Regions from separate parts of the Homo sapiens genome. Here region 1 is linked to region 2. Evidence: read pairs that join two places in POLR2A ChIA-PET (ENCODE). Cell type or tissue: OCI-LY7. All regions are shown on one strand. Links, peaks and the distances in the headings refer to the core of each region. The heading gives the core; the rest is flanking DNA.

The links. Peaks named below come from ENCODE experiments on the same cell type or tissue, not always from the same donor. Only the 100,000 strongest peaks of a DNase experiment are listed, where the experiment ranks them.
Region 1: POLR2A ChIA-PET joins it to region 2 with 6 read pairs; 3 of 35 experiments call an interaction of 5 or more read pairs at or near these places.

The regions. Positions count from the first base shown.
Region 1 is chr11:9,854,155-9,857,070 of GRCh38, forward strand. SBF2 (SET binding factor 2) reads right to left here. Exons shown (of 40, transcript NM_030962.4): 19 at 2,304-2,566. The region is part of intron 1 of LOC101928008 (a long non-coding RNA gene); the gene reads left to right. Among named protein-coding and RNA genes, the nearest start is that of LINC02709, 96 kb to the left of the region's middle. RefSeq lists an enhancer at 1,654-1,753. In OCI-LY7, for the core only: no CTCF peak of the experiment used is centred there; DNase peaks (open chromatin) are centred at 1,877 and 2,367; H3K4me3 peaks cover 1,003 bases; H3K27ac peaks cover 2,156 bases.
Region 2 is chr11:9,657,732-9,660,647 of GRCh38, forward strand. It overlaps LOC124902628 (a long non-coding RNA gene), which reads right to left and starts at 2,383. Exons shown (of 2, transcript XR_007062586.1): 1 at 1,652-2,383. It also overlaps the pseudogene RPL21P97. In OCI-LY7, for the core only: no CTCF peak of the experiment used is centred there; no DNase peak of the experiment used is centred there.

The DNA.
Region 1 (2,916 bases), core at 328-2,827, 200 kb after region 2:
CTGGTAGGCAAAGTAAGAGAATTTTTCTCAGCAACAAGCGTACTCTTCCATATGTAAGGACCAAACTGTCCCTTCTCTTGCCAGGATTTATCACTCTCTGAGTTAACTGCAACCCATTTGGCCACTTTGAAGCCAGCATTCTTCTGTAGATGATAAAATCATGCAAGAGAAGGGAACAAATTTGAAATGGAACAGATGTGAAAGCTCAATCTCTGCCCTTCTTGCTTATTCAGCTCTTACTGTTCAACCCATCAGACTCTGGGAAAAGACTCATTTGTCTGTTCCTATTAACTTCTCTTTTCTGCAAAGCCAACCACATTAGCTGAATCAGTGTTAGAGATTGTTAAAGTAAAGCTAAGCAGAGACTATGGCCATCAACATGCAGACTTTGAGAGAGCACTGTCATCTATAATGATTATTATTTGTTTATATTTATTTATTTATTTTAGAGACAGGGTCTCACTCTGTCACCCAGGCGAGAGTGCAGCGATGCTAGCTGTAACCTCAAACTCCTGGGCTCAAGAAATCCTCCTGCAGCAGTGATTCTCCAGCCTCAGCCTCTCAAGTGGCTAGGACTACAGGTGTGTGCTACCACACCTGACTAATTTTTATTTTTTGTAGAGATAGGGTCTCACTATGTTGCCCAGGCTGGTCTTGAATTCCTGGCCTCAAGCAATCCTCCCACTTCGGTCTCCCAAAGTGCTGGGATTATAAGGTAGTCAGCCCCATGCCTGGTCCAAAACTTTAAAAGAAATGTAAAATATAGTTATTGCTTGTTATAATGAAGATGAACGTCACTGGCAATGGAGAATGGAGATAAAGCTGTGACAGCTAAGGAATATCTTACAAATTAAACAGATAGGTCCTGTATTGAAACAGAGTCTTGTGGAATTATGAGTAGTGAAGGAATGGGAAAGCATCATTTCGGGAAGATCCTTTTGGCAGTAGAAAGAAGAATAAAAAATGAAACAACTAAGAGACTGTTATAATTAGGGCTTGAAGTGATAAAGGCCAGACTATGTTGTTCCCATTAAATAACCAGAGGATGAACAAGAAACTCTATATGGGTGGGGGTAAGAGATCTGTGCAGTTGACTGTATGGTGTGAAATGCTGATTCCAAGTTGTCTAGCCTGGAAGACCAGAAACTCTGAGGTGTCCCTGACAAAAATGAAGTACCTAGGATAACAAGATTAAAAGGTTTGGGCCAGAGATTTAGGCTTGTGGATGAGTCTTCCACAGAGTAAGAAGAGCTTGGAAGAGGAATTGAGAATGGGAAGAGAAGAGGAGCTGCCTGAAGGAGCATGAGGAGAAGAATTTATGCGAGCTCGAACTACCAGGATGTTGCGGCACCCATCACTGAAGCTCTAAGGATAGAATTTCACTACTGTTGGGTTGATAAGTTCATTTATTCACTCATTTAATCATCTGTTCAACCAAATATTTATTGAGTACTATATGCAAAGACACTAGGAATACAGCAATGAACAAAACTGACAAAGGAAACATAACAAGCAAACATATGAAAATAAATCAGGTTGTAAAAAATGACATGAAAGACAATGCAAAGTAGGAGAGGGAGAGGTATTATTAAGATGCAGAAGTCAGGAGGGCTTCTTGAGGCAAGTAACATTTGAGCAGAGACCTAAATAAAGTGAGGAAGTGATTCTTGGCCTGTTTAGGTGAGAATATTCCAGAATGAAAATACCAGTACAAAGGATGTGAGGCAGGAATATGCTTGGAGTGTCTGAGGATTAGCATGAGCAGGGAGACCAGTTTGGTTGACAGAAGAGTGATAGGAAATAGGGGGTCAGAGCAGTAGCCAGAGGACGGATTCCGTTAGGCCTTGCAGGCCATGGTAAACACTGGGTTTTAGTTTCAGTGGTATGAGAAGTTACTGGAGGGTAGAGAGGAAGGCATGGTTGAGGGTATGACTACAAGGTTGAGGAAAAGGAGGGCTGAGAAACAAACAGCCACTTTTGCAAGAAGGTGCTCACTAATTTCTTTGGAATGATTTCTGTAAATTGCTTTGGCAGACAGTAACTGAAGGGCTGGATCAGTAATGGGTGAGACATTTGGAAAAATTAGGTCATAAAAAAGAAGAAAGTGTGGGAAGTGGTTAAGAATAGTAGGATGAAGTGAATCTTTTAGAAAGAAAAGCTGAGCAAGTCCAAAGGTGAGGAAAAATGGTTAACTTTTGAAATATGTACAGCAGTATTTGCTCAAAATGTTTAATATTATCTGTCAAGCCAAGACTGGCCCCAAGAAGAGTAGGAGGAGGGTCTGTGTGTTCACATTTTGGTACCTGTTTGTGACAATGCTGTTGCTTCCGCTCTCCCAGTCACCTGGCGCTGATGTTCTTAGGAGCTTGTTTTTACTTGTGTCGAGTGGAACTAGCAGGTTCACCATGAGGTTTGCAAAGTGAATGGCCTGACTAAAGACAGTGCTTTCCTCATGTTGCACTAGCTCTTGCTGAGTTGACTTGCTCAGGGTAGGCCAAAGGCGTAGTTGCTCAGCTGCCAGGTCCATTGCTGTCTTCTCCTGATAATGGTCATCAGGAAGCTTATCCTAAAAAATAAAGCAACACAATCCAAAAGAGAACCATCACTTCAGGTGAGCTTAAAAAACATAGATTTTTTTTTTTTTTTTTTTTGAGACGGAGTCTCGCTCTGTCACCCAGGCTGGAGTGCAGTGGCACGATCTTGGCTCACTGCAAGCTCTGCCTCCCAGGTTCACGCCATTCTCCTGCCTCAGCCTCCCGAGTAGCTGGGACTACAGTCACCTGCCACCACGCCCAGCTAATTTTTTGTATTTTTAGTAGAGACGGGGTTTCACCATGTTAGCCAGGATGGTCTCGATCTCCTGACCTTGTGATCAGCCCGCCTCGGCCTCCCAAAGTGCTGGGATTACAGGCGTGA
Region 2 (2,916 bases), core at 138-2,637:
AACAACAGAACCGGTGACTTAGACTACAGAAATTTATCATGTCACAGTTCCGTTTTTTTGTGTGTGTTTGTTTGTTTGACACAGAGTCTCACTCTGTTACCCAGGCTGGGGTGCAGTGGCTCAATCTCAGCTCACTGCAACCTCTGCCTGCCAGGTTCAAGCGATTCTCGTGGCTTAGCCTCCCAAGTAGCTGGGATTACAGGCACGTGACACCATACCCAGCTAATTTTTTGTATTTTAGTAGAGACAGGGTTTTGCCATGTTGGCCAGGCTGGTCTTGAACTCCTGGCCTCAAGTGACCCACCTGCCTTGGCCTCCCAAAGTGCTGGGATTACAGGCATGAACCACTGCCCCTGGCAATCTCACAGTTCTGGACTAGATGTCCAAGATCAAGGTGTTGGTTGGGTTGATCCTGCCTAAGAGCTGTGAGCAATAATCTGTCCCATGTTTCTCTCCTAGATTCTCGTGGTTTGCTTGCTGGCAGCAATGTCTGGCATTCTTTGGCTTGTAGATCCATCACTCTGATCTCTGTCTTCAGGCTGGCATGGTGTTCTTTCTGTGTGCATGTTTGTGTCCAAAATTTGGACGCCAGTCATAATGGATTAGGACCCAACCTAATGACATCATTTTAAGTGAACTACCTCTATAAAGACCCTATCTTCAAATATGATTACATTCTGGCTGGGTGCAGTGGCTCATGCCTGTAATCCCAGTGCTTGGGAAGGCTGAAGTGGGAGGATCCTTTGAGGCCAGGAGTTTGAGACCAGTGTGGACAACATAGCCAAGACCCTGTCTCTACAAAAAAAGTAAAAAAATTAGCTGGGCATGGTGGTATGTGCCTATAATCCTATGTACTTGGGAGGCGGAGGCAGGAGGATCACTTGAGCACAGGAGTTCAAGGTTACAGCGAGCTATGATTGTACCACTCTACCCCCGCCTGGGTGACTGAGATCCTGTCGCTAAAAAAACCCAAAAACAAGAGCAAATAAGATCACATTCTGAGGTACTGGGAGTTAGAATTTCAATATGAATTTTGGTGGGGACACAAGTCAACTCAAAGCACCGACCTTCAATAGCAATTCCCTCACTGTCCTTCAAGACTTCTCTTGAGGTCCTTTTGGCTTCCGCCCACCCCTGTCCAAAGCCGATGACACATGTTTTTCTTTCTTTTTTTTTTTTGAGACAGAGTCTCGCTCTGTCACCCAGGCTGGAGTGCAGTGGTGCGATCTCCGCTCACGGCAAGCTCCGCCTCTCAGGTTCACGCCATTCTCCTGCCTCAGCCTCCCGAGTAGCTGGGACTACAGGCGCCCGCCACCACACCCGGCTAATTTTTTGTATATTTAGTAGAGACAGTGTTTCACCATGTTAGCCAGGATGGTCTTGATCTCCTGACCTCGTGATCCACCTGCCTCAGCCTCCCAAAGTGCTGGGATTACAGGCGTGAGCCACCGCGCCCGGCCAACACATGCTTTTCATTGTTGCAGTGTCTAACTTCACCAGTTTTATTATCAGTTATGGGCTGATCAGGGAAGTGGCCACCACTATGGAATACAGGCTTTATTCTGAGAATTGGATACAATACAGTTGCAGGAGAAGCTAGGGAAGAAAAGGTCTGAAAGGAGATGGCTGGACAATCAGAAAAGTCACTAACCAGAGATCACAAAGGAAAGCTGACGAATGAGTACATGGAAGGCTGTTCCCTCTGCATCCAGCAATGGGCCTGAAGTTTATGATAGGTCATCAGGGCTAGCAATCAGGAAGAAAAGTTGGATTGCATTGAGGGAGAGTGAGGACAAACTAGAATCCACAGGACAAACTGGAACCCACGAAGACAAAATGGAACTCACAGCTATCTTTCACATTGACGAGCATGCGATATGTAGCATAAGCTAATGCCTTTACCATGGAACTACACGTGCCTTGCGCCAAGGCTTGGAGACACTGAAATAGAAAATTTGGTGGGAGTTGAAGGAGCTGTGGGCCAGTTAATGCTCTGTACCAACAAAGTATGTTAGCAGATCAGTAACCACTCTATGATCTGCAGCGGCATGTGATATTTACATCAACCTTCAGAACACAAGGGCTGCTGCTTCCAAATCTTACATAAATCTTACCTGCTCCTTCCAAACTTACACGAAATTCTTCTGTAGTGAATCCTATCCTGGATCCACATTGGGAACGGACATTTGAGGAACTAGATTTCAACTTACCTAATTGACACAGTACAAACATCAGTGACTGTCAGATACCATGATGCTGATGCTGTGTCTTATACATACTACCCTCTCATTTAAACTTCATACCAGTCTTGCAAAATAGATCTCATCTGGAAAGACCTCATCAAAAAAATAAAAATTAAAAAAAGAGGCCGGGTGCGGTGGCTGACGCCTGTAATCCCAGCACTTTGAGAGGCCGAGGCAGGGTGGATCACGAGGTCAGGAGTTCAAGACCAGCCTGGCCAAGATGCTGAAACCCCATCTCTACTAAATATACAAAAATTAGCTGGGCATGGTGGCACGCGCTTGTAATCCCAGCTATTTCAGAGGCTGAGGCAGGAGAATTGCTTAAACCCAGGTGCCAGAGATTGCAGTGAGCCAAGATCAAGCCACTGCGCTCCAGCCTGGGTGACAGCAAGACTTCGTCTCAAAAAAAAAAAAAAAAAGTTTCCTTTCGGCCGGAACCGCCATCTTCCAGTAATTCGCCAAAATGACGAACACAAAGGGAAAGAGGAGAGGCACCCGATATATGTTCTCTAGGCCTTTTAGAAAACATGGAGTTGTTCCTTTGGCCACATATATGCGAATCTATAAGAAAGCTGATATTGTAGACATCAAGGGAATGGGTACTGCTCAAAAAGGAATGCCCCACAAGTGTTACCATGGCAAAACTGGAAGAGTCTACAATGTTACCCAGCAT